Regions from separate parts of the Homo sapiens genome. Here all the other regions are linked to region 2. The links are chromatin loops, found by intact Hi-C in ENCODE. Cell type or tissue: PC-3. All regions are shown on one strand. Links, peaks and the distances in the headings refer to the core of each region. The heading gives the core; the rest is flanking DNA.

The links. A loop is a pair of places that touch in the nucleus more often than their neighbours do. Peaks named below come from ENCODE experiments on the same cell type or tissue, not always from the same donor. Only the 100,000 strongest peaks of a DNase experiment are listed, where the experiment ranks them.
Region 1: a loop joins it to region 2, with 6 times the contacts of the local background. A loop is called at or near these places in 29 of 110 quality-filtered maps.
Region 3: a loop joins it to region 2, with 7 times the contacts of the local background. A loop is called at or near these places in 80 of 110 quality-filtered maps.
Region 4: a loop joins it to region 2, with 7 times the contacts of the local background. A loop is called at or near these places in 30 of 110 quality-filtered maps.
Region 5: it touches region 2 in a loop (7-fold over the local background); 16 of 110 quality-filtered maps call a loop at or near these places.
Region 6: a loop joins it to region 2, with 3 times the contacts of the local background. A loop is called at or near these places in 6 of 110 quality-filtered maps.
Region 7: it touches region 2 in a loop (7-fold over the local background); 78 of 110 quality-filtered maps call a loop at or near these places.

The regions. Positions count from the first base shown.
Region 1 is chr2:169,108,228-169,112,670 of GRCh38, forward strand. No RefSeq gene overlaps it. Among named protein-coding and RNA genes, the nearest start is that of DHRS9, 41 kb to the left of the region's middle. RefSeq lists enhancers at 1,797-2,297, 2,298-2,798. In PC-3, for the core only: a CTCF peak has its summit at 1,723 (motif pointing right); a DNase peak (open chromatin) is centred at 1,744.
Region 2 is chr2:168,959,546-168,963,988 of GRCh38, forward strand. The region is part of intron 18 of ABCB11 (ATP binding cassette subfamily B member 11); the gene reads right to left. Among named protein-coding and RNA genes, the nearest start is that of G6PC2, 60 kb to the left of the region's middle. In PC-3, for the core only: a CTCF peak has its summit at 2,270 (motif pointing right); a DNase peak (open chromatin) is centred at 2,286; H3K27ac peaks cover 1,223 bases.
Region 3 is chr2:169,129,733-169,134,175 of GRCh38, forward strand. LRP2 (LDL receptor related protein 2) reads right to left here. Exons shown (of 79, transcript NM_004525.3): 77 at 2,842-2,949. Among named protein-coding and RNA genes, the nearest start is that of DHRS9, 62 kb to the left of the region's middle. In PC-3, for the core only: a CTCF peak has its summit at 2,375 (motif pointing left); a DNase peak (open chromatin) is centred at 2,389.
Region 4 is chr2:169,220,006-169,224,448 of GRCh38, forward strand. It overlaps LRP2 (LDL receptor related protein 2), which reads right to left. Exons shown (of 79, transcript NM_004525.3): 34 at 449-558. Among named protein-coding and RNA genes, the nearest start is that of LRP2, 140 kb to the right of the region's middle. In PC-3, for the core only: a CTCF peak has its summit at 1,995 (motif pointing left); no DNase peak of the experiment used is centred there; H3K4me3 peaks cover 281 bases; H3K27me3 peaks cover 168 bases.
Region 5 is chr2:169,395,633-169,400,075 of GRCh38, forward strand. No RefSeq gene overlaps it. Among named protein-coding and RNA genes, the nearest start is that of LRP2, 35 kb to the left of the region's middle. In PC-3, for the core only: a CTCF peak has its summit at 2,257 (motif pointing left); no DNase peak of the experiment used is centred there; H3K27me3 peaks cover 2,256 bases.
Region 6 is chr2:169,032,111-169,036,553 of GRCh38, forward strand. No RefSeq gene overlaps it. Among named protein-coding and RNA genes, the nearest start is that of ABCB11, 3.0 kb to the left of the region's middle. RefSeq lists an enhancer at 2,189-2,483. In PC-3, for the core only: no CTCF peak of the experiment used is centred there; a DNase peak (open chromatin) is centred at 2,331; H3K27ac peaks cover 1,298 bases.
Region 7 is chr2:169,140,015-169,144,457 of GRCh38, forward strand. LRP2 (LDL receptor related protein 2) reads right to left here. Exons shown (of 79, transcript NM_004525.3): 71 at 2,660-2,779; 72 at 441-531. Among named protein-coding and RNA genes, the nearest start is that of DHRS9, 73 kb to the left of the region's middle. RefSeq lists a silencer at 1,765-2,059. In PC-3, for the core only: CTCF peaks have their summits at 1,954 (motif pointing left) and 2,155; a DNase peak (open chromatin) is centred at 1,937.

The sequences.
Region 1 (4,443 bases), core at 174-4,173, 150 kb after region 2:
GCTCCAAGTTAGGTGACAAGCAGATCCTAAGTGCCTTCTGTTTTCAAAGCCAAGTAGAGATTGCATAACATCTCTATATCTTATCCCTAGATGGTTAAAGTACCGATTGCTCTCTCATTTCAGCAGGAAGTGAAGTAAGACCACCTACATTTCTGTAAATTGCCAAGGAAGCTTGCAAAAGGTACAGTATGTACCCAAAATAAGTTCATACAGAAAGAAAGTGTGAATGAATAACAGCAGAAAGATATATCCTTTGTTGGATACATTTTATGTAGATATGTGCTATATGCATCATCTAATATAATCTTCTCAACGACCTTATGTGGTAAGTGCCACAATGATGCCTCATTTTACAGATGGAAAAAATAGAGATGTGAGAGAGGTAAGTGTTGTGCCCAAAGACACACAGATGCATATGTACACAGGGGACTAAACTGGGACTCAGCTGTCTGCCTTGTCAGACACTTGTGGGCCTCTCCATCAACCTGTCTCTTCCCACACACAAAGCGACTTTTCAAAATGACCTATTCACATGTTCTAATTCACTTCCCTTTCTTGTAAGCATTTAAGCCTGCAGCAAAAGCAGCTGTCTGTCAACTATTTTCTTTTTTTGGGTAAGCCCACATTTACCTGTGCTACCTATGTTACCAAGAATCCCTCTTTTCTCCTTCCATAGTAAAAATAGAAGACAGAAGAGTATTTTCTAATTAATCCCAACTCTTCTGCAATAGAAAAGTGGCCCCAAAGAAGTTGAAAGGAAAAGAAAATTGAAAGCTAAAAGGTTTTGAGATTTGTTAGGAAAACATTTTGACATTACACTGGAGTGGGTCACTGCGAAAACTGATCCACGACTTTTAGTGAAGCTAGAAGCAAGACATGGCTTGTCCTGGTCTGGAGGTTCTGTGCCAGCCATCCCAGGGAAGGTAGACCCCTATTAGTGAGTCACCTCACTCGGCCCGATTGGCAGCCCAGGCTCCAAGGCTACAGCCTAACAGTTTCTCGTAATTGTCAAAGAGCAAATGGCCACATCTAAGCTGGAAATGGTTGCATGAGCTATTTTAGGGTAAACCTTAAGATTTACTTTGAAAAATCCATTAAAACATCCAAAAACACACCAAAAAAAATCCTCTCTATATTTTTATAGACAGACATGGCATATTCATGAACACAGCCCATGGAAGCAGTTTCAGATTTCGGATGAGAGACAGCCAACAGGCAGAGGGGTCTAACGTTTGCTGAGAGTGGCAGGCACTTCACAGATGCTGTCTTTACTCTCACAGGATTCTCCTTATCACCCTGAAATAACACTTATTCCTGCCACCATTTTGAAATTATCGCCATCAATAAGGTTAAGTGCTTAGTGCAGGGTCACGCTACTGGTTAATGGCTAAGTTAGGAGTTGAACCCTAGTCTCTTTAACTCCCAAATCCAACCTCTTTCCACTGCGTGAACTTGGTCTCCTCTGAATATTCGGTGGGTAAAGAAGTCCTGGACACAGATCACTCTCCCTCCCAGTGGTTGTGGTCTGGATGCAGCTTCCAGGGGACTGGACAAGCTGCTTCCTGAGCGGGCTCCCCCTCCCCACTTCCATCCCTCCCCGCAACACCCTGGCCCAGGGAATGAGTGAAAATCAGTTGAGATTCCTCTCCTTATTCCCGCACCTGGGCTCAATTTTTTGCCAGGATTAGAGCACGCAAGCTCAGTGCTCTCAATTGGACACTAGGGGGCGCCCTATGCCCACAAAATACCTGGGATCCCAGTAAGCGTCCCGCAGCCCCTGTTTGGTCATATTGGAAAGGAACAAGTCCGTCCTCTAAGAAGTTTCACTTAAATGGACCAAAATCTACCATGGTTTGAAAGAAACCTGGTTAAATTACTGGGATTATCTAGTAGGCAAGCTGTTTTGGACAACCTAAAGCCAACATACTCCTAGTTCAGTAGTGCTATGACAATACTGAACATATAAAAGGACAGGTCCCCACTCCACTGTCTGATGGAAAACCGCCATCCTCGCAGCCCAGCCATTGCTAAGGTCTAGGATAACCCGGAGTAACCAGAACACAGTCGATCAATGATAAACGTAATAAAAAGCCAATTGATCAAAAATACTCCAAGGTATACAAGAAAAATAGCCCCCATATCCAAAGCGCTGCCCATCTCCCGCGCCTCAGTTCGCTGCATTTGTTCACCTTTGTGGAGAGGGAACAGGCATGGGTGAAGTTGGCCACTTGGAGAAGCTGTTGTTTGTTGCACCCAGGAAGCCCAGAGAGCAGCAGAAAGAAGGAGCCGTGTGCTGTCATTTGGTGAAGCCTAGGGCAGAGGCCCCAGGTGCCCGCCTCTGCGCTGAGGCCTTTCAAAGCTGTGCTCTTGGCAACAGCCTTTGAAATAACTGGGTGCTGGCAACACAGGCTTGGCATTAATATGCAAATAAGAATACTTCAGGCTCCCACTTCATGCTTTTGGATCGTTTTAAAAATCCAGCCACTTACCATGACTAACATAAAATAAAGGGGAAAAAAAAAGTGGTACGACCTTCGCTTGGTTTCTCCCACCGACCTCCTTGTGCTGGAGCCAAGCACTTTTCAAACCAGAGAGAGATAGGGCTGGGGTCTCAACTAGAAGCAGGGACCGCTTAGGGCTAAGGATATTTTCACCTCCCCTTTCTAACAAAAGCTTTGGGATGAATAATAGGCACCACTCAGCTCCATCAATCAACCTCAGTTGCTCTATTTTCATTGCTACCGAGATGTATAAAAAGCTAAAGTTTGCTACAAAGCCCCCATCGAGGCCTTCAGGAAATCCCGGGGAAGCTTACTGCGGGGATGGCTGTGAGCTTGCCAGGCGGCGATTGTGCACATCGTTTCCTTACAGCCTCCTTCCTGCCGCTCTGCCTTCCGTGCCTCTTCCTTTGTTTGGCTGCTCGCCTGAGATGGGCCTGCAAGGAGACGCCCCAGAGGCAAGCACGTCTCTATAATAAGATGTGACGCGAGTTTGGGGAATTTGCTGGCTATACATCATTATAAAAACGAATTCTACATCATTATCCGTTGCTTTTCTGAGACAGGAACGTGAGCGGTAAGGCTCTCCTGTCCCTAGCGCTCTGAGAACAAGGGCAAGCACAGAGCAGGTGTTGACTAGCCAACCTGCCAGTGGCACTAGCAAAGTGCCCTGCCAGTGGGAGAGGGACAATCTCAATACAACCTGAATCAGCTGTCAAACTAAGCCTACTACAAACAGCTGAATGGGGAAGAAACAAACAACACTTGTTGAAGTCCTTAGAAGATGAATTACATCTGTTTCAAAATTCCTGGCACCCTCTAAGAGGAATCAGAGTTCATGGGCATTTCTTTGCCTTGGTATCCTCAGAGAGCAGGGGACTTCGAGCTTTTGCTGTAGGGATAGTGCCATGAGATGAAGAGCTGGAAACAGGGGAGAGACTATGTTTTAACTGATAGCACGGAACCAGGAAGAGGTAGCCTTGCATCAAATGGAATGGGATGACAATACTAACATGGATAAAAAAGAAACCCTCCCAGGTTCCACCTCTGCATGCTGGTAAACAATGACCTCCATGTCCCCAATCCACACTCACTCACCTGCACTCTCCATCTCCCAGCCCTTTACTCTCCTGCTCTGACCTCTGGCCTTTCCCTTCATATAAGACACAAACATGCACCTGCTGCTTCTGTGGACACTACCCCTTGATGGGGTTCAGGACATGCTACATCATGTCCATATGGCATCTTATGAGCACAGGGGTTCACACCTATAATCCCAGCACTTTGGGAGGCCAAGGTGGGAGGATCACGTGAGCCCCAGAATTTGAGACTAGCCTCGGCAACACAGTGAGACCCAGTTTCTAGAAAAAAATTTAAAAATTGGCCAGGAATGAGGGCTTGCACCTATAGTCCCAGCTACTTGAGAGGCTGAGGCAAGAGGATCCCTTGAGCCCAGGACTATGAGGCTGCAGTGAGTTATGATCATACTACTGCACTCCAGCGTGGGTGGCAGAGTGAGATTCTGTCTCTAAAAATAAATAAATGGCATCTTAGCATTTGAAAAACAACAGAAGCAAGAAGGTCACTTTCACCTCCCTGCCCCCCAGTCTCTGGAAACCTGTTATAAAACCTAGGAAGGATTTCCTGATCTCCCTCTGAAGCAGGTCATAAGACCTTCATTTGAGAGTTACCTTCCCTACACTCAGAGAAGAGTTACCAAGGACCCAGAGATGCCAAGAAGAATCTGAACAAACAGGCCTTGCTAAGCTTCCCTGGTTTATTACCATTAGATCTTATCTATTTGTTCTCCAATTATCCTTCTCCTTGGATAATCCTTCTCCACTTTCCATCAAACCTAACCATAAAAATACATGTTTCCTTGTTTCTTTGGGCCTTCATTTCTGACAGCTCCCATGTCACATAACACTTGCATTAAATAAATGTA
Region 2 (4,443 bases), core at 215-4,214:
TCTCTCTGAGTCTCCCATGTTTATGCACATCTTGTGAACAGAGGCATTGATTACCTTCATTCGGGTTATTTTTTCAAGGGTATTTGTATAGCAAACAGTTTTGGAGGACAAAGAAGATGTCTTCATCCCAAGTGAAGTGCAAACCTTACTGCCCCCATCTGCCCATTATGAAAGAGTCAGGCTCCTCAAGCCCAGGTTTCCTCTCGTTTAAAACACCCACTTCATTTGTTGGTATCATCTGGCCCTCTTTGCATTGCCTTGTGGGAACTGGGGGTTGGGTTGGGGAGCCAGTGCAAATGCTGAACACTGGCTACTGCTATTGCTATGAATAATAAAGTCCTTTGTCTCTGGTTCAGGGTACTCGTGTGACAGAGCAAGACTGCATCTCCAAAAAAAAAAAAAAAAAAAAAAAAACCCGAATATGAACACTGTGATTCAGGATGCTCATGTATTCTGCCAGCATCATGAAATTGTGTGAGACTAACTGAATGCTTGCAATAGAGCAAAATATTTCACCCCTTCTCTGTTCTAGAGAGTGGTTGGTATCCAGATCTGGATGCTCTCAGATTCATGTGGGTTGATGATTAAAAAACCAGATTCCTGTATCCTGTCACGAGAATTCCAATTTAGTAGGCCTAACTGTGAATCTCTGTCTTAAAAAATACTCATCAGGTAATTCTGGTAACCAAAGTTCAGTATGTGAGAACTCCAAGGCTCCTCTCACCACTAAATGGCTAGGATTCTATAATGTATGTTTTAGATGTGTCAGCTGTGCTGTACGTACCATCAAAGGGTAGGCTTTGGAACTTGTGAAGACTATTAGCACTCACTAAATTCTGCCAGCTTCCTTGTGACATTAAATACCAGCATTTTCTGGAACGATTGCCCCACAGGATGGTCCACCCACAGCCTGACATGATAGAAATTTTCCCAACCTTCTGATACCTGAAGTTATCCTTAACTCTAAACAACAACACTTAGGACATTTCAAAGCGATACAAAGTAATTCTTGTCTAGTGGTTTTCATTCCAAGAGACACTAACAAGAAATACGAATTAATTAAAATAATTTTCTTTGGTTCCTCTATACTAAAAGTTTGACTTTAAAGTTTGACCCCCCCGAAAAAATGCAACTGTCCAGCTTGAATGATGCAAAAACTAGAAAATCTGTCCCTAAATATTGGACTTTTTATTGCATTTTATTTGATATCTCCACTAAAAGAACAGGAGAGGAATAAAAGAAAACAATACAAAAAATAATTAAAGTCATTCTGTAAAGAAATATTTTTCTCTCTGATTTTGCAAAATTAAACATAAAGAGAAGATTATAAATTAACAACAAATCTCACAGACAGGTAAAATTATAAAATTTATATGTGTTTCCTTGTACTTCTATTGTAGCACTGGCAGGTTGCACAGCACTTTTAAAAAAAATCATATGTAAAGAAATGCCTGTCAGCAGCTCCATAGTAGGGAGAGTAACAATAGCTCTTGTTCATTTTTGCATCCCCAGTGTGATACCTGGCACTTCACAGTGTACAATCGATGTTTATGGGATAAAAGAATGAATGAAACTTTTATGTCCATGCTGCATACATGCAACAAGAGATTTATTTAAAATTGCTCATCTACTATGATGCATTCATAGTTCAATGCTAGACACTGGGCTTTTCTGTTTCCTTTCTTACATCTTCTGTGTAGGCCAGAGGAAAAATAACCTCCGACTTAAATCTTAGGTCTTGCTTTCTATACTTTGTTACACTAATTTCTGCCTTCCATTCAGTAGAGGTTCCCTGCCCTAATAATAACTTTAAGATTTGATGATAAAAAGTGGTAACTATGACAAAGGAGCAGAGATTTTTCAAATGAACTAATACTGATAGCCATTTTTATGGGTCCCATCTCTGTCTTATCTTAACCAATGCCTAAATCCTATCACATAAGTTATCTGTGATGCAGTTATGGGTGTCTAATATTTGATCCTGACTTGATCTCATACATGTTCTGCCTTGTGTTTTAGTTTCACCAAAAGAGATTGCCTAAATATTAGAGACTAAAACCTTTAGCCTGTGGGTTTCCCTAATCCTAAACTTAATGTTGTCAACATTGTAACTAACATCTGACCCCGTTTACAGGAGCTAAGAGTACTGCTTGGAGAGCAAGGATAAATGGGTATAGTCTCATCTCTGTCACCAACTAACCATGAGACCTTGGGTGAAAGCACAGACTTCTCAGGAAATGGTTCTAAGTTTTAGAGTCAATACTCCACAAGACCACAAGGTGGCGATAACTCCTTTGTGTGAATCGACCTTTAGCACCGTAAGAGAGTATTTCCCAATCTACAGAAAGTAAGGTTAGGCCTTTTCCATCAACATGAGAAAAAGAAAGGATTTCACCAATGCTTGGGCTTGTGGAATTTAGTTAAGTATTAAAATACTTTAAAATACCAAAACAGAGCAACATTTTACCATATAATGTTACTTGAGATTAGAAATTTCATAAGTCAAATTTTATTAACCCTTTTCCATTATTTTCTTTTCAAAAATCATTAATTTTTTAAACCTAAAGGACTAACAAAATTATCGTACAAACCAGTGGTATTATTATGAGACCTTTTCCCCTTGGAGCTTTAGTATAATCACATTGGCTCTCCTATCATTTTTTCTCTCTTCTTCCTTTCTATCTCCCTTAACTAGAGAGAACGTAAAGTCACATCTTTTAAAACGTATGCTGGCCTACATATAACTGAGTTTAATTGTTCTATTCTAAATGTATAATGCTGACTAGTAGAACATAATATGAAACATTTTAATCTCTGTAAAACTAGACCGTATATTAGATTTAGATTTCCTTTTAGTTAAATGGTTCCCTCCTGAATTGTTCCTGCATCAAGAGAACTCTATGGGAATCTGATCTCCAGATGTCCAGGGAATCTGATGGTCCCCTACACCTACGCTAGGTCCTCTACCAGCTTGAACAACAACAATGAAAAAGTCAGATTTTCCTTCCCTCCCTCCCTTCTTTCCATCCTTTCTTACTTTTACTTTTATTGTCAAATATCTACCCAGAAACTAGAAAAAATTAAAATGCAAAAATTAAATATGATTGGTATTGTTATGGTTCAATAGAAATGTCAATGTAGTGTTTGGTTCTTTCTCCCCTGAAGCTCTATTAAACTCCTGCTCTTATATAATACATCTTATAGTTATCTGGGACAGCACCATGGACTCAATGAAATAGCTATTTCTAGAACTAGAAGAGAGGTTGAGTCTTTAGTGGCAGGATGCAGTAAGAAACTATGCTTGCTAAATGTGTTTTCTCTCACTGTGATTCATCCTGCTGCTCCTGAGAAAAAGTCTTCCATGGAATTTATTTAAAGCCTGTGTTAGAAATTGAGACCTCTGTTTATTCAGTATTAATACATTAAAAACAAAAGAGAACCCAATCACTCCCTTGTCATTTTCATACGGTCATAAAGAGTACTCTACTTTATTCCAAATTTGTCCATTATGAATCAATGTTTGTAATTACTGCCTAGTGGATTCACGTGTTGGAATTTTATTTAAGACAATTTGAAATTATATCATGCATAATGGATGTGCTTGTAATTTAAAAATTCTCTGACTTATTTGCTTTGATAAATCTTGCAGTTGGGGTTTTATTTTATTGTAGAAATTCATGTTTTCATTCTAATTTTTAAAATCTCCTGATGCCTTACTAAGTGCAAGGCACTGGGTTAGGTAACCAAGTTGATTCAAACACAAATAAGGTGTATCACTAACTTTCAGAGGCTTATAATTTAGAAAGGGGATAAGTCAACATGACTTTGATTAAGGCTCAATAAGAAAATTGCCATGAAAATTTTCTAACGAAGGGTGGTAGGGGAATGAACGTAAAAGTATCAGGGCTGACATGTAACGTGCAGTAATGAGGAAAGGCTTGGAGGAGAATGGGTGGTCTGTTTATGTGAAAATTAGACAATGTCTACAACAGCAGGACACCTGCATCCTTAGGAAGAAATTGTGTATTGCTATACATGTTGTTTGCTTTCCTAGCTCTTTAATTTTATGCTACCTTGAATTATGTTAAAATTGATAGTATTATTTTAAATGTATCTTAAAACCATTATAAAAATTGTATGAAATCAACAAATGTCTGTGAAACCTAATTGGCCTCCATTAATTCAAATATTTTGATAACTTGTAATAAGGGCTAGCCTATTCAAACACTTTTGTTGATCAAGGTATTTTTGCCAAAATTATTGTAATTTAAGAAAGAAATTTTAAAATTTGAGAAAAAAGCTTTCAGGTATTCTTAACAACTTTTATAAAAGGATTTCTACATATGAGCAAATAATCTGCTAAATATCTAGAATTCACACATTCTGTGTTTGTTAGAATAGTTTGTCTAAGACAATTAACCCTCCGAAGTCCAGTTTTCATTA
Region 3 (4,443 bases), core at 159-4,158, 170 kb after region 2:
GAAGGGCAGGTAATGATTACTCAGGGGACCCAGAGGCCCATAAACTGGAGAACCCAAAGATAATCACCCTGGACCATGGTGCGTGGCCCACGCTTTACTGAAAAGTTGCCTGTCATGCTGACTGCCAGATAAAAACCTGGTGGGAGACAAGGGAACAGACAGCCTACTCTCAACAGGAGCTGAGGGAGCCCACAGGTTTTATGGGGTGTCTCTTACTCTGTGACAGCAGGGGACCAGCCTGTGGAGGAGTGGGGAACACAGGGCTACAGAAGTAGAAGAGGTCTTCACTTTAACCCACATTCAAGTGAGAACCTGCTTTGTACATAGTGCCCCCAAGGGGAACATGAAGACATTCAGGTCAGAGCCCTGCCTCTGGGCGCTTACAGTTAAGTGGGGCGGGCCAAAGTCTCTTAGATGTCATTGCTTCAAAATGAAATGGCTAACTTGAAGTTAAGCAATTACTAACAAGAGGAAAGGGACGGTGACTTTCATTTTTGTCTCCTTGGGGGATCCTATGCATATCAATGTAACTTTTGGAAAATGATAGAACTGAATCTTTTTTTTTTTTTTTTTGAGATGAAGTCTCACTCTGTCGCCTAGGCTGGAGTGCAGTGTCACAGTCTCGGCCCACTACAACCTCTGCCTCCCGGGTTCAAGCAATCCTCCCACCTCAGCCTCCTGAATAGCTGGGACTACAGGCATATGCCACCACACTCAGCTAATTTTTGCATTTTTAGTAGAGATGGGGTTTCACTATGTTGGCCAGGTTGGTCTTGAACTCCTGATGTCATGATCCACCCACCTCGGCCTCCCAAAGAGCTGGGATTACAGGTGTGAGCCACCGTGCCCAGCCCATGTTTTTAATTGTTAGTCTTTCAACATATTTATGGATGAAAGATACATTTGTGGGACTCTGGCATATTCAAATCAACCTAGGTGATCTCACCCAAGCGCCTCTACTGCTTTTAAAGCATGCTGGCTGTTAACTCAGTGCCCAGGAGGGAAGAAATACAGTGAGATCCCTGGACATAACATGGAAGACACATTTTAGAGGGTCTCAGCCTCACTAATGTAAAAAAGTAAGAGGAGGAACCAAGGTATTACAAAAGGGAAGAGAAAGAAAGGACTACAATTGGTGAAGATCTGCTCTCCTTTGAAAGAGACTGTCAGTTTACATTTTGTTTCTGATAACAGACATGCAGATCAGAGGTTACAGCCTCCCCACCACAGTCCCCTTCCTGCACCAGCTGGGGAAAATGTCTATTTAGTGAAGAAGATCACTAGACTAGAGATGGACTGAGAAAAAATGTTGAAAATATAAAATAAATCTGGCACTAGCTTGGGGTTGACTCAGGCTTGGAGGACCAAATATATGACATTCAAGCATCCGTGTGTCTGTGGAAAATTAATCTTCAAAATCCATTTTTAATATAGCTTAAAGAAAAAATGTTTAGTCCCTTGAAAAATCTGAAACTGAAAATTCCTTTCTAGACAATATTTATGTATGTCTGTGAGTGTATGAGTGTGTGTGTGTGTGTGTGTGTGTGTGTGTGTGTGACATGAGAAGAAGAAATAAGGGAATTTGAGAAGGTGTACAGAAGCCTTGATATAGACTCTTCTCAGCATCAATTTAGGTCAAATTTTATTTTGATTTAAATCAGCAGAACAGAAACCAATGTTTAAGGTGATAATGAGACTGCCAAGTTACCAAGATATCAATGTTTATAGACTATGAAATTTGAGAAATAAAGATTGTATAAAATGGTAAAATTTCCAACTACTCTTAGACTTTCATTTCTTTACATTACTTCACAAAATTGGTCATAGAATCTTAGAACAGAGACATTCCAGATCCTAGCGGTTCTCAACCAGGAGTGAGTGCACATGTGTTGGGGAGGGGAGGTGATTTCTGGGGTCACACTGAATTAGGGGAGACACTACTGGAATTTAGTGGACAGGGACCAGAAATACTGAAATTCCCTGAGTGCATAGGACAGTTTTGTAGCACAAAGAACTGTCCCACTCAATATGCCAATAGCGCCCCCAGTGAGAAATATTATTGAGGACTCTAGCCCCAGAAGTAAAACAGTTTGTCCAGATTCAAACAGCTATATCTGGTATAGCTGCAAATGCATTCATTAAAACTAATGATATACATTAATACAGAGTTTAATATCAAATATATTTATTGAATTTCTTCCTGCAGACCAAATAGTGTACCAATTGCAAAGGACCTGCAGGCATGTTTAAGAAGCTCCATCTAGTGGCATTTTTTTCTTTCAATCTCCAGTATTAAACACCATCCCTGACACATCGAGGGGAATAACGTTAGTTAGATGATTGGTTGGCCAATAATGAATAGATGGATGATGAATGGAAAAATTAGTGCCATCTAGTGGTAAAGATCTGTAATAGCAGGAGAGCGAAGAACAGCTTGAAAGAATAAAGATGCATGCTGTAGAGAAATCACGGCACACACAGACGGATCTTTCATCTGTATCTTTGACACCGTGAAATCTTTATTCATACTGAGTCAATTTCTCAACTTAAATGTCTCTGGTCTGAAGATACTGGATCCAGAAGTCTATTTGTTCTTCTTTGTGACATGTCCTCCTATGTTACAAGGAACATTATTCCCAACTCGATGTTAGAATGTAGCTTTATTTGGTGGAAAGTTTTTCAATCTATGACTTTTTAAAAAATTATATTTATTAACTGTCAACACATCTTGAGATCTTTGAGCCTTCCAGAATCTCCCTTGTTTGCTTAAGGTTAATAAAAACCCAGTCATCCCAAAGTTTTTCCAAATCCCACATTATTTCAGGAGTCGGCAACTGTTACCTGAGTTCCATCAGCAGCTGGTGAAGTTGGGTTTGTCTCTGGAACTATCTCAGAAGGGTTTATGGGACTTCCATAATTCTTATTATCCACATTTTCAGATACAGTCACCTGTGGACATGTTAAAGGCCTTTACCCAATTTTGAAAGAATTTAGTAGTAAATAAATTTGCTGTAAAGTTTGTACCAACTCTGGCTCTTTTTGCCATCTTGTTCTCCCACAGACATCATCAGGCACCATTTTTATTGCATGACCCAGTAGGCCAGGACTAAACATCACTCCCACCGCCCCAAAATCAAGAGCAGCAACCACTAAGTCACCTCATACCTTAATCCTGGGAGGCAAATACATCCCTCACTGGTCACACTCTCACTTATTACTAGCAATTTCTACTGTATTCTCTATACCTTCTTACTCCCACTGTTGACCAAATTTTTGGATAATCATACTCTAGTTATATACTGGAAGCCAAATCCTAGAAGAACAGCAAGAATAATTCCCCAACCTCACTGATGAACTGAGAATCCTATCTTTGGATCTTAATAATTTCTTTGAATATTAATAAATCCTATCTTCGGAAATTAAGATTTCATAGTACTACTAAAAAGAGGTTGAATTTTTGAAAAGATGAGAATGATAGAATTAATAATCTTCTACGCATTTTTCTATAACATTCATACAATTCCAAGGTTCCCTTTTAAGACCAAATTACCATGAATGCATAATAAACTACAAGGTAGACAATTCACTCCTTTTCCTATATTTTCACATTCATTACTTGTTTATTCTGAAACTTGGATATGCATTTGTATACATGGCCTCATTTTATTTTAAGTGAAGATGTCAAATGAAATGTCGTATCTCTTTTATCATGTGATTAAAGTTTTCATATCTGTTTATCAGAGGATCAGGGAAAATGCTTTCAAGATTTAAACATTTCCGATCTTAAAATCACAAAATATTTGTAAAATAAACATTTCTAGTTTCTGTATTAAAATGTGCCATATCTCGAGTTCAAAAGGAGCATTAGGTGTTAACAATGACAGTTATTCATTGTCACTAAGGCCATAGTTGTTGTGACAAAGGAGATACATGTTCGCAGTTGACAAGCAGTAAAAGTGGCGCTGGGGCTATTGATGCAGACCTTATGTAAAGTTATTCCCTTCACCTATATTCCTATTTCATCTCCCAGCTCTTCTTAAAGATGACGGACTGAATCTCAAACATGCTTTCTTTACTATTCCTTTGCACCCGTCATCCCAGCCTCTCTTCACTTTCACTTAGACTGAACCTGACACCCATCAGGCTCAGCAAATTACCTGGGCTGTACTGCTGCAAAGCTTCACAGACAGCCCCCATTACTTCAGTCAAGCCCAAATTTCATCCTCATCTGTTACCTATTTCGGCATAATTCTCATAAAAACACACATGCTCTCCCTGCTGATCAAGTCTGACTAATCTCCCAAACCTCAATCCCTTCTACAAAACAACAACTCCTTTCCTTCCTAGGCATGGTTAGTGCAGTCAGAATTCTTACACAAGAGCCGGGACCGTGCCCTGTAGCCTTTCTGTCCAAACAACTTGACCTTACTGTTTTAGCCTAGC
Region 4 (4,443 bases), core at 102-4,101, 260 kb after region 2:
CATACTTCTGTGCCTTCATGGATCCCTTGGCCTCAAGAGTCACTGCCTGGTTGCAACCCATTCTCCACCTACTAGAAGGCTTCTCATCCTGCAAGCTCTATTGCAAATGTTACATAATCCCTTAGAGCTTTCCGTGTCCTTTCAAAGTCAGAATATATTGTCAATTCTTATAATGCTATTTTAAAATTCCTAAAATTCTTGCTTGTTTGGAATTAATTTTAAATCCAGTGTTGTTCATTTGAAGACCATAGGACAAAATACAAACAATATCCTGCACATTAAATATAGGTCAGAGCTATTTCTCTTTCTCACTGAGATCTATTATTTTTCAAATGTTGACATATGAAATCAGAAGATGTCCTAAATTTGAAATCTTCCATTTTGTCAGACCCTGACATTAACAAGAACAATGCTGCATGGAAGACACGTGCCATTTATGAATACTCACCCACGAGCAGGATCAACAGTTATGCCAATTGGAAAGCCAACTCCAAGAGCTGTCCCATCATTGGCAATCAATGTTTTTCTGTATCTGATATCTCCGTGGAGTGTCAAAACCTATAGCATAAAATCACTTATTAGAACTGACTTTCATAAGGGGAACCAAAGGAAACTGAGATGAAGGAGAACTTATGTACAAAACAAATTCCAAAGCACGATTAGGGATGGATGAGAGAGGATTTGCATGAGATTCAGATAATCTATATTGCACTTCAGGGAAATGAGGAAATTAGCTCAATAGAAAATGAGAGTAAGAGCAGCAAAATCACCTCCCAAGTTCCTACTTCCAACTCACCTAAAATTTCAGGAGGGAACATTTTTATGGATAAAAGGAAGATTCAGTTGGGAAAACATACAGAGCCACTGCCTAAAGAAACTGCAAAAATCCTTCAGGAGAGCTAAGAGAAATCTCTGGAAGACAAATGAGAACCCCACAGCTTTCCTGCACCCCACCAAGGCACTCGGTGGCCAGTTACTGCCAACACAGTTGATCAAAATAGTCCAAATTTACTCAGAGGTACAGTGAATTCTGTTCCAAGTCAACAAACTAAACTGAAACACATGAGCTGAAATCTCTGCCCTGCCAGGTCCTGACTGTACAATCTGAGGCAAATAAATTCACCTCTTTGAACTTTATCAGTCAAATATGGAAGGTCTGCGTAGACCTTACGGGACTAAGAGATAATACAGGTAAAGCAGCACACCACCCAGCACAACTATGTTCAATAAACTTCTATTGTTTAATTGGTCCATCTGTTGGTCACTTACTATATATGAGGTATTAGAGCAAGCATTATTGTATTCGATCCTCATAAACAATTCTGTGAGGTAGATCCCATTATTTTTCTCAATACAGATGGAGAAAAAGAGGCCTACAGAGGTTTAGTGGCTTTCCCAAGGCTGTCTGTGATTATTACTGTTATAATCACAGTGTTAACAGGGCCCTGATACAGCACATAGAAATATAGTTTATTGGACTAGAAAGAAGTTTCTTACAGCAATGAAGCTATTTTAATACGTACCTAAGACAGTCTAACAGACAATTAGTAAGAAATTAGAAAATGTCTGTTGATTTTTGCATTAAGGTTTTTCTATAAAATTGCTTTTCAATACAAATAGATTATTTGTGTTTCTCTGTCTCTCATACATGCGTGTGCACGTGTGTGCACGCATTCACACGCACACATACACACACACACACATATATCCTTCTTTCCCTCATTCTTTTCTCTAAATTTTTTTCTCTGCCTATTGTCTGGTATCTTTCACTCTTGCTTGGACTAAGGTAGCTTTTCTTTTCTCGGTTTGCCTCTTTCTGCTACAATCTCTCTCCTTTTCCTAAGACTAAGGATCTCTTTGGTTCACAGTTCCTTTTCTTGCTTTCTGGAATATATAGAGCTCTCTCTCACACGGCCATTCTGTAGGCTTCACTACAAAATTCAGCTATAAAATTTCTTTTAGTGGATGGGAACACAGCTACCCCTAGTGGATAATAGTTTCTTCAATGTTTCTCTTATTTTCAAGTTGGAGTTAAACACGAACTACTCTTAGGCAGGAAGGAATATTATACAGGTAAACAGAAAGTGAATACGATTCCTATTTTCTTAATTAATCCAACAATCACCTGGAAGACTTACTTACAATTTAAATGACCTAAGGGGAAACACCAGTTAAACCATTAAAAGGGCAGTTTGCCCTTGGATCATTATTCTCACAGGTCTTTCATGGATTTTCTAAAAATATTGATCATTTGAGGGAAACAGCGCTCTGTATTTACAGGATACCTCAGTGTTATGAAGTACTTTTACTTCCTCAGCCATAAACTCCACTGTACAGATGAGAAAACAGGCTCAGAGAAGTTAAGTAATTTGTCCAAGGTCGAATAGCTCATGAGTGGAGAAAATGCAGTGTTGTCCCCAGTCATAAAATGCATTTCCATGTTTCAGGGTCTTTATTCAACTGTTTTTCTCTCCTGGGACACCTTTTCCCTACGTCTTCATTTGGCAGAAATAAAAACAGTCATCCCCCTCATCCATGGGGGACAAATTCCAAGATCACCAATGGATGCCTGAAACCTCAGATAGTACTGAATGCTATATATACTATATTTTTTCCTACATATACACACCTATGACAAAGTTTAATTTATAAATTAGACATGGTAAGAGATTAACCATAATCTGAAAATAGAACAATTATAAAAATATACTGTAATAACAATTATGTGAATGTGGTCTCTCTCTCTCTCCTCCCTTTTAAATATCTTATTGTGCTGTACTCACATATTCTCAGGCCACTGCAGGTAACTGAAACCTCGGAAAGTGAAACCCTCCGATAAGCAAGGATGTATTAGTCATCTTTCAAGACTCAGCTCACAAGTAACCATGAATGGGAAATCTGCATGCTCTCTCCCCTCACTTATACCTCTGCCTCCAATCACTAGCACTTTATATTCACCGGCCTTATCACACTTATGACACTGGAGCACAGGTATTTGTTTATGTATCCATCTCACAGATATGTGAGCTACTTAAAGACAGAAAAAAAATGTTTATTCATCTTAGGATATCCAGGATCAACTGATCCATAGAAAGCATTTCCTAGTGCTCATTAAATGAATGAATAAAATGAGCAAGCAACCCAGACTCAAAGCCAGGTCTTTGGACTCCAAATCAAAATATCTTTCCTCTGTACCACACTGCATCAGGGCATAATTAGAAACTTTTGGTTCATGTGGTTAAAGTGGCCTTACCAATCCATACACACATGCACGCTCAGTTATTCTCCAACTGGCCACTACTGCATTGTACCTAACACTAATGGGAAAGACACGTTCCCTGCTTTTGGAAAACTATCAGTTTAAAAGAAGAGAACCCCATTTACTAATCAAGAGACAAAGAGATAAAATAAGAGCATATTAATTGCCATTTGGAATTAAGACAGCTTTGCACTGGGTGGACTTTAGAGAGATGTGAGTTTGGTAGTAAGGGTCTTAGGCAGTAGATGTTGCCTGTTTAATGGGAGGATGATAGTCTTAGTTGAAATCATGAAAAATATTTTCTGCCACTGTCAAAGAGGGTTAAACCAGTCTGGATTGCCGGAGTTGTAGTTTATAAAAGTGCAAAGAGAGAATACTGCTCAGGAATTAGAGCAGTGAAGCTGACCATTTAAGACATCTTCTTAGCTTCTGTGGGCCTTGGTTTCTGATGTAAAAAAATAAAAATAAAAAAAAGAGTTTGAACCAGAGGAGCCTCCAAGGGGCCCTTCATGTTAACACCTGATAATTCTACCTGGCTTGAGATACTTGTGCACACTGCAAATTTCCCTCTCATCACAAATGGCTACCAGAACTGCCTGCCCTCAGGAATGTTGTGAGGATTAAATTAGATGCTAGTGAAAGATCTTTGTAAACTCAAGCGCTGTTCCAGTGAGAGCTCTTTTCTCTGCCTGGGACACCTTTTCCCTATTTCTTCATTTGGCAGAAATAAAAACAGTCATCTGCACTCATCCATGGGGGATACATTCCAAGATCACCAAGGGATGCATGAAACCTCAGATAGTACCGAACTCTACATAGGCTGTGTTCTTAGTCTACAGAGAGTGCTTTTTAGTATAGATAGGTGCTCTAAATTAGCCAGCAGGCTGCTGTGCGCCTTGCTCATCTTCAGTATCTTTCTGAATGCTCCAGAGAAAAACCGTCTTGCCAGCTGGTGCCCACCTAAAGCAGTGGATTGTCAGGGCTCTGCTAACTATCCCCCTCCAAAAACTTCTCCTTGTTTTGGGAAGTTTCACTTTCAAAATTATTGTGAATTAATAATCCCTTCCATGTTTTACCCTTCTCTCAGAGTGGAGCAAACCAACACTAGTCAAGTTACCTCTGACTTACTTCATGTGATTTCATACCTGTGCCTCATCTAGAATTTCTTCTGGGAATTAGAGTAA
Region 5 (4,443 bases), core at 188-4,187, 440 kb after region 2:
AGGCCCATTGAAACACTGCTCCAGAAGGCCTGGGGAGCACCCCGCTAGGAGCCCTGACTTCACATCATTCCTAGCTAAGATGTTTTTGGAGCTTCTGAGGCCAACAGGGACCTCAGCTGCATATCAAGGCCAGCTTCTGTACATCCAATCAGGGGATAAAACATCCAACACTCATTCCCTTCTGGACACAGAGCCAGTCATTTCCCTTAACTTTTAGCGGGCAGTGCTGCAGAATCGCTCCAAAGGGGCCTGTTTTATACCATTTGTAGAATTACAAAGCCCTGAGGCTTTTTGAAAGCCCATTTACTGACCAACGGTTCTAACTACTACGCTGAGAAAGAGACCACAGCTTGGTAACAGATATCCCCCAGCACTCCACACCCAGGATGTCACTAACGATCCCCAGGGACATGAAACAAGACTCCACAAGTGCTCAAAACCAAATGAATTCAAAACCGAGGCAAAACCACCCGCAGTGCCTGGGATGGGAGGGGAAGTTGAAACCCAGCAGCAGAGTGCAACAACTCCAGAAAGCTAGGACTCATCGGCTACCTGTTGAAGGTATATCTCAACACATCATGATTACACTGGTTTTAGAAAGAGTACTGGCATTTTGTCCAGAACAGTTTGAATGTCAGTCCAACATAATGGAAGGTGAATTTGCGGCCACAGCAACATACAGTAATCATTGAGACTCATTTGGGGCATCCCTGTTTATGGGATGAGAGATTCAAGTCTAATCTACTGAATTTGGGAAAATACAAATATGCTCAATTCAGTTAAAGAGCTTAGAAGTAAATGAAATCAAATCTGCATTGTTTTAACCAAACAAGGGATTTTTAAAATTTTACTTACAAATATCCAGCTTTATCTAATTTTATGATATGTTTTCTTCGGGGCCCTTACAATGCTGTGGTGTGTCTTGGGGGCCATGATATGGCTGTGGCATGGCTAAATGGACCACCAGCTTCCAAGGAGATTTGTCAGCAAGTGTAAGATAAACAGAAGTCAGAGATATGTTCAAGAGTGTTGGAGGGGTTTGGAAGGAGGAGGAGGAGAAGGGGAATCAAAGACTTGCAGACCATGAGAGGTGAGGATGTCCAGCTCCTCTGCGTTCCATTTCCTCTAATCTGGATTGGCATGTCTGACCAAATTCTTGCCTTTGGTGCCACTTGTAAAATCCTAAAAGATGAGAACATCAGAGCACTATTTAATGTCTTTTTTTAAAGTATGGTCTCAATTCAGAATAAGGCAGATCTACATTAACTGATTCAAAGCAATGTCCAAGATACTTTATTAAATGTAAAAAAAAAAAAGTTTCAGAATGGCATGTTGACTATGCCATTTGTGTATTTAAAAACAGAGGAGCTATGTAGACATAAATGCTTATGTATGTATAGAGTATATCTAGATTCTGGAAGGATGCACTAGAGGGAGGTAATGGTAAGGGAACTGTGAGGCTGAGAAATCCCCCTATATTATATAACCTTCTGAAGTTTCACCTTTTTCCTAGTTTAAAATGGTAATCATATAATAAAACATACCATTTCACTAAAAGAGCTAGATTTTCCAGACAAATATTTGACATATGGAACTTTGAAATTTTACATAGTCAGAACTGTACAGAAATCAAGTCACAAAATAATGTCTTACACAGCTGGCCAAGCTTATCCCAGAATGATTTTTTTTTTTTTTTTTTTTGAGATAAGGTCTCACTCTTGTCACCCAGGCTGGAGTGCAGTGGTGCGATCACGGTTCACTGCAGCCTCAATCTCCTGGACTCAAGCGATCCTCCCACCTCAACCTCCTGAGTAGCTGGGATCAACAGGCCCGCGTGCCACCATGCCCGGCTAATTTTTTTTTTTTTTCTAGAGAGAGGGTCTCACTATGTTGCCCGGGCTGGTCTTGAACTCCTGGGCTCAAGTGATCCTCCTCCCTCAGTCTCCCAAAGTGCTGGGATTATAGGCATGAACCACCACACCCAGCCCAGAATAATTTTAGAACTGCAAATGTAGTGCATTTTTGTTAAAGATGTTTCTTTGGCTGCTATTTTTAGTCTTTTTTTCCTCCTCAGATTCTCTGAAGATTATAATCTTCATGGTAGTGGACTAGAAATCACAAAGATTTTAAGAGAGAAAATGTGTCCTATTAGCTATAAATAAAATCACTCTCCTAACTCTCTCCGGAGAGAATGAGAAAGAAAAGCTGGAGTCATAAAAGAGTGTTCTTTCCCTGTGACTGTGGATCAAGATTGACACCCAGTGGCCAGATACAATCCTTTTTTTCACTGACATTCTTGCTATATAATTTGACATTTCTAAAATTTCCCTTTATGTTTTAGAGGAAAAAATGATTTAAATCTGTGATGTTTACTGAAAGCGAACTGTATCTTAGACAGCCAGGTTAAATTAGTAGGTCTTGTTTCATACATAATTAACAGGTTTATTTCTGTATCCTCTCTGCTTGCATTTTTTCCTAACATTAAGAAGCAATTTTCATTCGGTTGACAAAACAATGTACACTAAGTCCTGTGGAAATGCAACTTTAAGCAAAATGAGGTACAACAGGTCTTTGAATAATGTCTTTTTTTTTTTTTTTTTTTTTTGAGATGGGAGTCTCACTAAGTTGCCCAGGCTGATCTTGAACTCCTGGCCTCAAGCAAGCCTCTTGACTCAGCCTCCTGAGAAACTAAGATTATTGGCATGAACCACCATGGCTGGCTTAGTTATAATGTCAATGAGAAAAATAAAATCGGTTTTGTTATATCTTATTTTGCTTAAAGTTGCCATTTCCAAGAACCTATTGATGACATTGAGGACTTAATGTATTCATTTTTTTTTTTCTTTTGAGACAAAGTCTCACTGTCGCCCAGGCTGGAGTACAGTGGCATGATCTCAGCTCACTGCAACCTGTGCCTCCCAGGTTCAAGCGATTCTCCTGCCTCAGCCTTCCAAGTAGCTGGGATTACAGGCATGCACCACCATGCCCAGCTAATTTTTGTATTTTTAGTAGAGACGGGGTTCCACCATGTTGGCCAGTCTGGTCTCGAACTCTTGACCTCAGGTGATCCGCCCGCCTCGGCCTCCCAAAGTACTGGGATTACAGGTGTGAGCTACTGCACCCAGCCATGATGAAGTCAATATTTTAGCAAATAAAACTAACATGTTTAACACAGATTACCAAAGAGAAAAGTCGTGAATTTAAGAATTAGACACATCAAAGTCCAAATTCTAGCTGGGCAATCTTGAGCAAGTCTCTGAATTTTACTAAATTTCAATTTCCTCCCTATCGTGAGGATTAAATGAGATGCAAATTTAAAATGCTTATCTTGGTACTTGCATGTATGTTATGAAATACACACACACACACACACACACACACACACACACACACAGATATACGTACACGTGGTAGCTATTTTCTGGTAGTTACTACCAGAAAAAGCAAGTTTGTGAAAGTCAAACCCACATGAAGAATATATCTCTTCTTGAATCAACCTTATAGTACCTAGTTTGATGGAGAAGAACAGTGACCCCAGATAATCTAAACTTATAAATAATTCAAAAGATCAAGAAGATGGCCAAACAGGAACAGCTCCCAGTGTGAGCAACGCAGAAGACGTACGATTTCTGCATTTCCAACTGAGGTACTGGGTTCATCTCACTGGGGATTGTCGGACAGTGGGTACAGGACAGTGGGTGCAGTGCACTGAGCATAAGCCGAAGCAGGGCGAGGCATCGCCTCACCCAGGAAGCACAAGGGGTCAGGGAATTCCCTTTCCTAGCCAAGGAAAGGGGTGACAGACGGCACCTGGAAAATCGGGTCCCTCCCACCCTAATACTGCGCTTTTCTGATGGTCTTAGTAAACGGCACACCGGGAGTTTATATCCCACGCCTGGCTCAGAGGGTCCTACACCCATGGAGCCTCGCTCATTGCTAGCACAGCAGTCTGAGATCAAACTGCAAGTCAGCAGCGAGGCTGCGGGAGGGGCGCTCAGAATTGCCAAGGCTTGAGTAGGTAAACAAAGCGGCTGGGAAGCTCGAACTGGGTGGAGCCCACCACAGCTCAAGGAGGCCTGTCTACCTCTATAGACTCCACCTCTGGGGGCTGGGCATAGCCAAACAAAAGGCAGCGGAAACCTCTGCAGACTTAAATGTCCCTGTCTGACAGCTTTGAAAAGAGTAGTGGTTCTCCCAGCACGCAGCTTGAGATCTGAGAACGGACAGACTGCCTCCTCAAGTAGGTCCCCGACCCCCAAGTAGCCTAACTGGGAGGCACCCCCAAGTAGGGGCAGACTGACACCTCACACGGCCGGGTACTCCTCTGAGACAAAACTTCCAGAGGAATGATCAGGCAGCAACATTTGCTGTTCACCAATATCTGCTGTTCTGCAGCCTCCGCTGCTGATACCCAGGCAAACAGGGTCTGGAGTGGACCTCCAG
Region 6 (4,443 bases), core at 273-4,272, 73 kb after region 2:
GTTATTTGTATCACCTCATTTGGGCCTCTCAACAGCCCTAGGAGTTGGGTGCTATCATGTCATTTCTATTTTATAGTTGGGGAAACTGAAGCACAGAGAGGTTAAATAATCCTCCTAAGGTGTAACAACTAGTAGATGTGAAGCCACATGCCAGTCTGTGCTAACCTTCTTCCACTCTGTGCTCTGAAATGCAATTGATGGGCCAGTGCTTCTTAATTTGCAGAAATTAAACTGTAAGATCAAATTTTCTCAATTTTAGGTTTCTCTGTCATAAATTTTTTATTAAAATTCAGCATCCACCATTTTTTCTCTATTGGAATTTATGTATAAGATGGTTTATGACTTAGCCCATAAAACCCAAAATTATAACATATAATTTTATATGTTATTATATGTTCAAATCTCAAATATATCAAGGTCAGCAAAGAAAAGCAAGATTTCTAGATGTTTCCTCTATGCAAACTGAATGGGTTGACTTCTGAGTTGACGCAAATGTAGTAATATTGGATTTGGCACCAATTAGGACCCAGGAAAAAAATTTTGCTTCACACAAAACCAAAAAGGCAACACAGCTATGGGGCTGTAGCTTTGATTGGGAAAAGATTCCCAATAGAATTTTGCTACCTTTGCTGTGCTGAAGTTATTGACAGCAGTCAAAGGGTAAAAATGCCAAGAGAAATTTGTCAACTCAGGACTATAGCTGATCTGCTCACAGGTCCAAGGGTCCTAAGACTTTCCTTCTGGTGCCATGAAGATCCAAGGGAAGATAAAAGCATAGAGTTTTAGAGCTAGAAACAACATTGTAAATATTGATATATCATCCAACAACTTCATCTTATAGATGAGAAAAGTGAAGACAGAGTGGCCATCTGTCCAGGGCCCTGGAGAGTTCAGGGTGTCTTCCTCTGCACCCTCATGCTGGCCAGACACATCTGGGCAGTGTGAGTACTGAGTTGATCGTGCTTAATTCACTTCAGCTATAAGCTTGTCTTCTTTATGGTTCACGGTCTGAAAATAGGTAGGGTTGTGGTCCCTACAGTCACCCAATTAAAATACCGGCTCTTTTTGAATGTTTATGTGCCAAACACTGTTCTCAGTTCTGGGATTCAGGAATGAATAAGACAGACGAGAATCTCTGCCTCAGGAATCTTACATTCTGGGGGCAGGGAGGGGGCAGTATAGAGAGGAGACAAAGAAGTAACACATACAATACATCAGATGGTGTAAATGGTATGGAGAAAAGCATTGCAGGAAAGGGATATGATAGGGAGTGTGTGTACGTATGCTGTGTGAGAGAGAGAGTGTGTTTGTGTATGTGTGTGTGTCAGTTAGCGTGTGAGGGGAGAAGGATGTTGCCATTTTTAACTGGGTTTTATGGAAGGGCCCACTGAGATGGTGACATATGAGGAATGACCTGAGGGAGGTAAAGGAACAAGTACATGGGTATCTGGGGAAACCACATGGGCAAAGCTCTGGGCAGGAGCATGCCTGGTGTATGTAAGGAAGCTGAACCTGGAGTGGAGTAAGCAAGACTGAAGTCAGCTGGGGATTATGTCAGTGTGGCGGGAATCATGGAGTGCCATGAGCTCACAGGGCAGTGGCTCTGAAAGTGTGACTACTGGACCAGCAGCAGCCTCCTCATTACCCAGTAGGAATGTATGTTCTTGGTCCTTTCCTGAGACCTACTGAATCAGAAACTCTGGGAGTGGGGCCCAATGAGCTGAAGCTTGAGGACCACTCCTGTAGAGCCTTGGAGGTCACTGTGGACCAATTTGGAACCTGTTTCAAAACCTTAGCAAAAATGTCTCAGAGAAAGCTCTAAACCACAATGGTAGAATTCAGCCAATAGTTGTTTAAAAAATATTGAAGATTGCACTATGGAAGAGATAAAAGAAGTTGCCATTATTTTACTCTTTGAATCATTCAAAAACTGATTGAGTATCTTCTTTTTACAAGACACTATGTCAAATGTTACGCTGGCTACCAAGTTGTACACATTACAGTTAGTGTCCTTGAGAAAGTTTTAACCTTAAAAGGATAATAAAGCTTAGTATATAAACCAAGTAAGAATAAAAAAGAAGAACAGCAAATGTTATAATGTTTGATGCAGACCTTAAGTATTTAAAAAGTGACCCATCAGTATGGATTCTCAAAGAAGGAAGGACTTGAGTTATATCTCAAAGTATGAGAGGGACCAGGTCATAAATACAGCATGAGTGCACACAGGCAACATTGAAAGGACCAAGATGGCTGCTGAGAGAAGAGGCAAAAAGTGGCTTGTAAATTTGCTTAAGTAGGTGAAGAAAGACAAAGAAGGGCTTTCAGTGCCAGTAGGATGAGTTGCATGCAGTCTAAGATAAGAACTTCTGTTCACGGCCACCCAGGGCCAGTGTTTACAAAGCTGAGCCACAAGAAGGATGGGTTAGGCAGGAAGTCTTGCACATGCACACCAATCACAGAAGCTGGTTATTACCACCCTGAAAATCAATATAAATTGTGTAAAGCCAGCATGAGTCAGTTAACACAATATAATTGGCTATGTTTTTTTGTGGCATAGAGACTAGCAGAGAGAAAAATGTCTAAATTAGAGCTTTCTTAGGTAGCTTATGTATTTTTAAAGCAAGCTGTGTGGAAGGACACAATTTCTGTAGTTTAGTTGACTGCAGAGGGAGGCAGAATGGTATAGTGAAAAGAGCACAGGCTTGTGAAGTCACAAAGAACTGGCTTTAGATCCTGGTTTTGCCACTTACTTGTTGGATGATTTGGTTAAGGTAGTGATACTTGCTAATTATTTCCCCTCATGTGAAGTCCAGTAGGCCTTGAATAAGGGGAAATCGGTGTTGGGCAAAGGTGCTCTGCTCCATGCAGTCATTCAGAGACCCAGGCTGACAGAAGCTCTACCATCCTCAACATGTGGCTTTTAAGGTCTCCTTGGACATGGACATGTATCCATCACACAGGGAAGAGAAAATATGGAGCATTTTGTATGGAAAGTTCCTGTGGGCCAATCCTGGAAGTGGCATCCATTACTTCTACTCAGATTCCACTGGAGAGGACTGTGCCACATAACCACACCTAACTGCAAGAAAGATTGGAAGATAAGGTCAGGCTGTGTGTCTGGGAGGTTTAGTTAAAAGTTAACCAATCTCAAGAGATGGTCTTTGAAATCACAAAGGTTTGTGTTCACTTACTAGCTATCTAACTTTGGACAAGTTACTTAATCTCCATTAGCCTCAGTTTCTTCATCTGTAAAATGGGAGTGAGAATACCACCTGCACAGGATGATGAGGCCTGCCTGAACTTCCCTGTGCCATAGATTCTGGATTGGGAGTTCCTCCCCCAAGTAGCCATTTAATTGAATTGTGTATATTTTTTTACCTACCAAAATTAGTGTATTCCTAATTTTGTCATGTACACATGTAGAAAAGACTGGAAGAAGTACAATATAAAAAGTGCTTATCTGTAGGTTATGCAAATGTGAATGAGGGTGGTTTTCATTTTCTTCCTCATGCTTTTCTGCATCTTCTAAATTATATACAATAAGGGTAAACTATTTTTTAAACATATAAGTTATTAAATGAAAATAATGAATATGACAAAGGAAATATCAATAATAATGCATAATAAAATTTTATTAATGATTTTTAGAAATACATAGAGAGTACAACTATGTGGGTGTTCTCCAAATATTAGCTGTAGTTCAGTCATTGCTTTTTTTCTGGGAAAACTCTGACTTCTGCAGAAGGGATGGGGCCGTCATCTGGACATCACAAGCAAAGTTTCTGTGGATTCAAAGCCCATTAAGAACTTGCTTTATCCTAACACAGACCAGCCCTGTGTCATGGTACCTGATGCTCCTGCTCAGTGGTGTGCCCTGAATGTCCTGAACCTGGAGGTAGATCCACCCTATCCCAGCTCTCTGCCTCATCTGGCTCTCCCAAAAGCTGGCTATCACTGATCCCCTTTGGCTCAGTGCCTAGTTTGCTCCACCTCCACATCATGTCTGGGTAGGGCTCCTGGAATTCCTTCAGGCCTCACTTGTGGGCCATTTAGAGTAAAATAGTGGGCACATACAACACTTCATTATGGTCTTCAAACCATGTTTCCTTTAAGATGATCTTAAGGACGAAAGTAAGAAATAGTGAGTTGAGTAAGTCCAATGTATTATTAAATGTTTTATGCTCCCTCTGTAGAATTAATAACGCCAAATAAGACTAATTACAATCCTAGCAAGTTGTCATTTATAGTTATCTAAATGAAATACATTGATCTCCACAGCACTCAGTACTTGGTTAGAATTTATATTTTTGGTTCTCCCTCTAATGAGGAAAACCAGCACAAAAAATATGGACTTCATTCATAAGCAAATCTTTTCTGATGTTTTTGAGTGCGGTAGTTCTTGTCTTTCCCTGAAGGCTCATTATTGTGCATAAAGTTATAAAA
Region 7 (4,443 bases), core at 234-4,233, 180 kb after region 2:
CCGAATCCATCCCAGTCTTTCTGCTCATCACGAGTGCCTTGTACTAAAGCAGCCCTGCAGACAGCTCTTCTCCCACAGCCCTGTTGTAATCAACAATACCAGGTGAGTAGGAAAATGCTGCTGCCAATTCTCTAACTCCTTGCTCCCCAAAGTGTGGTCCAAGACCCTGTGGCCTACCTAGAGCTTGTTAGAAATGCAGAATCTCTGTGCGTGAGAATGGGCACTTGAACCAGATCTCCACGGGATTCTTATGCACATTCTAGTTAAAGAAGCACTGCCTCAGTTCTCTGTAGACTCCCTCAAGGGAAGGCAAGCTGGTTAAAATGTAAGAATTAGTGAACTGGTGAGGTTCCTGTATTTGTTTTCCTGGCTACTTTAAGGTCTCAAATTTCCCCAGAAGAGGCAAGGCCTATAGCTGGGACCTCAACATTCAGACTTACTTGCATTTGGGGAGGTCAGTCTCATCAAAATAGCAATTTCCTCCGTGCATGCACCTGCATGGGGGGGGCAGGTTGATAGGCAGTTCGATGGCTGCAGGAAGGGAAAGCCATGCAGGTGTTAGTCAGCTGTACTCAGCAGAGTGCCCACACCATGCAAACCGGCCCAGGTTAGGGGTGGGAGGAGGGGCAGGCCAGCCAATTAGTCTCCCTGTCAAAGCTTACCTTCCCCCTAAGTCCAGTGAGTTTCCTTAAGGTCTTGGAGAGTAACATACATTTAGTGGAAAGAAAGGGGGCAGTTTATAGAATTTTTCCCAAAAAACAATGGAGAGGTACTAGACTCTGGAGCACATATATTAATAGTTACAAGAACCTAGTGGTAAAATAATCTCTTAAAATATTCACATTCTCATTTGAAGTTTTCAGAATTCTCCTCCGTGAACCCAGTTAAAATCAAGAGTTTAATGTAGGCCCACCTTGAAACTTCAACTAAAGACACCAAAGCATCAGTAATTGATCAGTCCACAGGCAGTCACATAGCTACAGATATAGAGATATTTGATAGGCAGTTAGCTAGAGAGCTCCTGAGTTTTCAAGTCCTCCCAAACTGCCCTTACTCCAAGTCCCTGCTCCCAGCTAGGCCTGTACATACTCCCAGGATGTGCCTGATGGGGAATTAGTGCTTCAGTGTCTTTTATATTGAAGATGCTTAATAAGTATAGGTTACATGTGTATATTATTTAAAGAGTCTAGATACCCTCCTGGCTCAGTCCTTCAATCTGAGTCTCCACTCAATGTTCACTGTATCAGACAGGTCTTCCCTGAACACTATCTAAAGGACAATCCCCACTCACCCCATCCTCATCCCTCTTCCTCTGCCTTCATTTTCTCCATAGTACCACCTGAACTACCATGTATTTATTGACTTCTCTATTTATTGTCCTCTTAGAATGTAAACTCAATACACACAGGGGGTTTTGTCTGTTTTGTTCACCTCTGTTACCTCCAGCACTTAGAACAGTGCCTGGCACATAGCTGGCACTCAAGAAATCTCACTGGACTAATTGCTTAATTATTATACCAAACCGAGGCCCTATATGGAATGACTGCCATCATTCGTGTGCTTACTTCGGTTAAAGTTCTTTAAAACAAGAATCTTAATAAAATCCACTTGGCAAAAAGTTTAAATGAGAAAAGTAGTAGATGAGGTGACAACCAGGACCACACTGCTCCCACGATGTGAAATTGCAGTAAGTGGCAAAACAATCTATCCACAGCATGGAACAAATCTCAAAGCCTGAAATTGTCATTTTGTTCCAAATATGGCTCGAAATATTGGATTCCTACCAATATTTCCCCAGTAGCGTTGGGATGAGTGCAAGAGTAGGGGAAGAGGGGTGACAAGAAACAGTTTTTTCTCCCTGGATTCATTCCCTAAACCTGCCAACTCCTCAGCCTGTTTGGAATGAGTCAAAGGGTGGTTCCTGGTCTAACTGCCTGCTCCCCCTGGTGGTAGAAGGTGGTTAAGCGTTTTCCTTTCCCCATCAGCTAAAACTGGGGGAAGGCCCCAAGGATGTGAGCCATAAAATGGGCCGCTAGTGAATTGCAGGACGACTTTTTCACAGGCTTTTCCAGCACCGGATGCTAGTTAGGGACACTAGTTATTCGCCCCCATCCGGCTTATTAACTCCTTAAAAGAGTCATTGAAAAAAAGTCTTGCCAAGAATAGATCACCCACAGCGTTTGGGACTAGAATTAAACCACAGCTTCCTCATGCTGGTCTTCGTCTCCTGATAATATAAAGCACTTTTCAAAAGGTAGCCCTTTTTCAGTTGTCAAAACTGGACATGGTTCTCTACCCTGAGGAGCTACAATTAAGGTTGAGTGGATTCTGGGGCAATGGGAATCCAGCTTGAGGTAGAGGTCTTATAAAAACTCACTCTTCAAAATGTCTTTACAAAACAACACAGCAATAGATTTAGGGACACTGGATCTATATTTCTGCAGATCTTAGCAAATAATTCTCAGCAGTCACTGGAACACAGTTCTGTTTGCCCCCTAAGTCCCACTCAACTCTGTTCATACCTCCCACATCCCTTAACCCTCCTTCCAGCCATCCCCACTCTGCTGCAAAGGACCCAGCATACAGGGATTCTTCTGACTCCTGAAGGCAGCAGAGGAGTGCTCCCAGGCCCCCATAGCTGCTTGGGCAGTGCTCCTACCTGCATCACACTCAGTGGTGCTCCCCTCTATAAAGCTGGAGCCTTGGGGACAGGCACAGCTGTATCCTCCAGGTCTCAGAAGGCAGAGGTGGCTGCAGATCTGTTTGCAAAGGTTGGGCACTGGAAAGCGGGTGAGAACAGCAGTTAGGTCCTGACAGAATGAATAACCTGAATACCCAGCAACTGGAAGTGGCTCTGCCAGGTGACAGCAGAGCCTAGGCATCCTCTCAATACCTCTCGTCCACGTGTCAGCTGGCCACTCACCCTCATTTACACTATCATCTCTGCCACCACACTGCAGTGGGATAGTCCCTCTCTGGGCCCTCCAGCCAATTTCTGTACCACTCACATTTTCTATTGGCATCACTTATCTTCTCTGCTGCCCTGAGAGGTTTGGAAGGTGGGTATCTGGTTCACTGCCTAACCTCAAAATCTACTCAGTGCTAAACAACTTGAGATGGTTCAAAAGACCAGTGAGATCCACATATTATACCAAGATTTGTCACTACCCAAAACTGGACAGATCATAACATATGGTCTATCCAAAGTATACTGGATGTGATTTCCACCCCAACCCTCCAAGGAGACATTTCTTCTGGGTTTCAGTTACCTTAATTGCAAGAAAAGGGAATTTAGAGCAATGGTTCCTCATAATCACCTGGGAGCTATTCAAAACTATTGATGCCAGGCCAGGCGCGGTGGCTCACACCTGTAATCCCAGCACTTTGGGAGGCCGCTTTGGGCGGATCACGAGGTCAGGAGATCGAGACCATCCTGGCTAACACAGTGAAACCTCGTCTCTACTAAAAATACAAAAAAAAAATTAGCTGGGCGTGGTGGCGGGCACCTGTAGTCCCAGGTACTCAGGAGGCTGAGGCAGGAGAATGGTGTGAACCCAGGAGGCGGAGCTTGCAGTGAGCCGAGATTGCACCACTGCACTCCAGCCAGGGCGACAGAGCAAGATTCCGTCTCAAAAACAAAAAACAAACAAACAAAAAAACCTATTGATGCCCATTCACAGAGATTCAGATTTGAATTGGTCTGGGGTAGAGTTCAAGTATTACCATTAAAAGCTCCCTAGGTAAGTCTAGAGCCTTATTAATTCTACCTTAGCATGTATTATGATTTATCCAAGGGTTGTACTGGAGTGGATAATCTTTACATTCCTTCTCAGACTAACATTCTGTGATCCTGATTGTCTGTCATTCAAGATGTAACCACAGACAAAGCATAGCTATAAATTAGTAACACATCTTCCAAAAGCCTCCATCAATATCTGTCTCATTACCATTTCGTCGGCCCTCCAGAGTGGAGATTTTCAAACTTGAATGTGCTATCCATCACCTGGGGAATCTTGCTAAAATGCAGATTCTGATTCAGAAGGTCTGGGGTGGGCCTGAGAGACTGCATTTCTAGCCAGCTCCCATAAGGATCCCAAGACTCCTGGCCCATGGCCCACACTCTGAGTAGCAAGGGACTGGAGCAGCGGTTCTCAAAATGTGGTCACTGAACCAGCAGCATCAACGTCACAGGAGAACTAGAAATGCAAATTCTTAGGCCACCTCAGGCATATTGCATCAGAAGTGCAACAGATGGGGCCCACGAATCTATATTTAACAAGCTCTCCAGATAATTCTGAGGCATGCTCAACTTTCAGAACTCTTGGTTCAAACAGGCTGGGCTGGGGCTGTACTCCCCATCCCCACCCCCACCCCCACCCCCACTCCACCAGCACTTTCCAAAGGAGCCGCCTTCCCTGAGCATCAGCTGCCGGAGGGAGATGC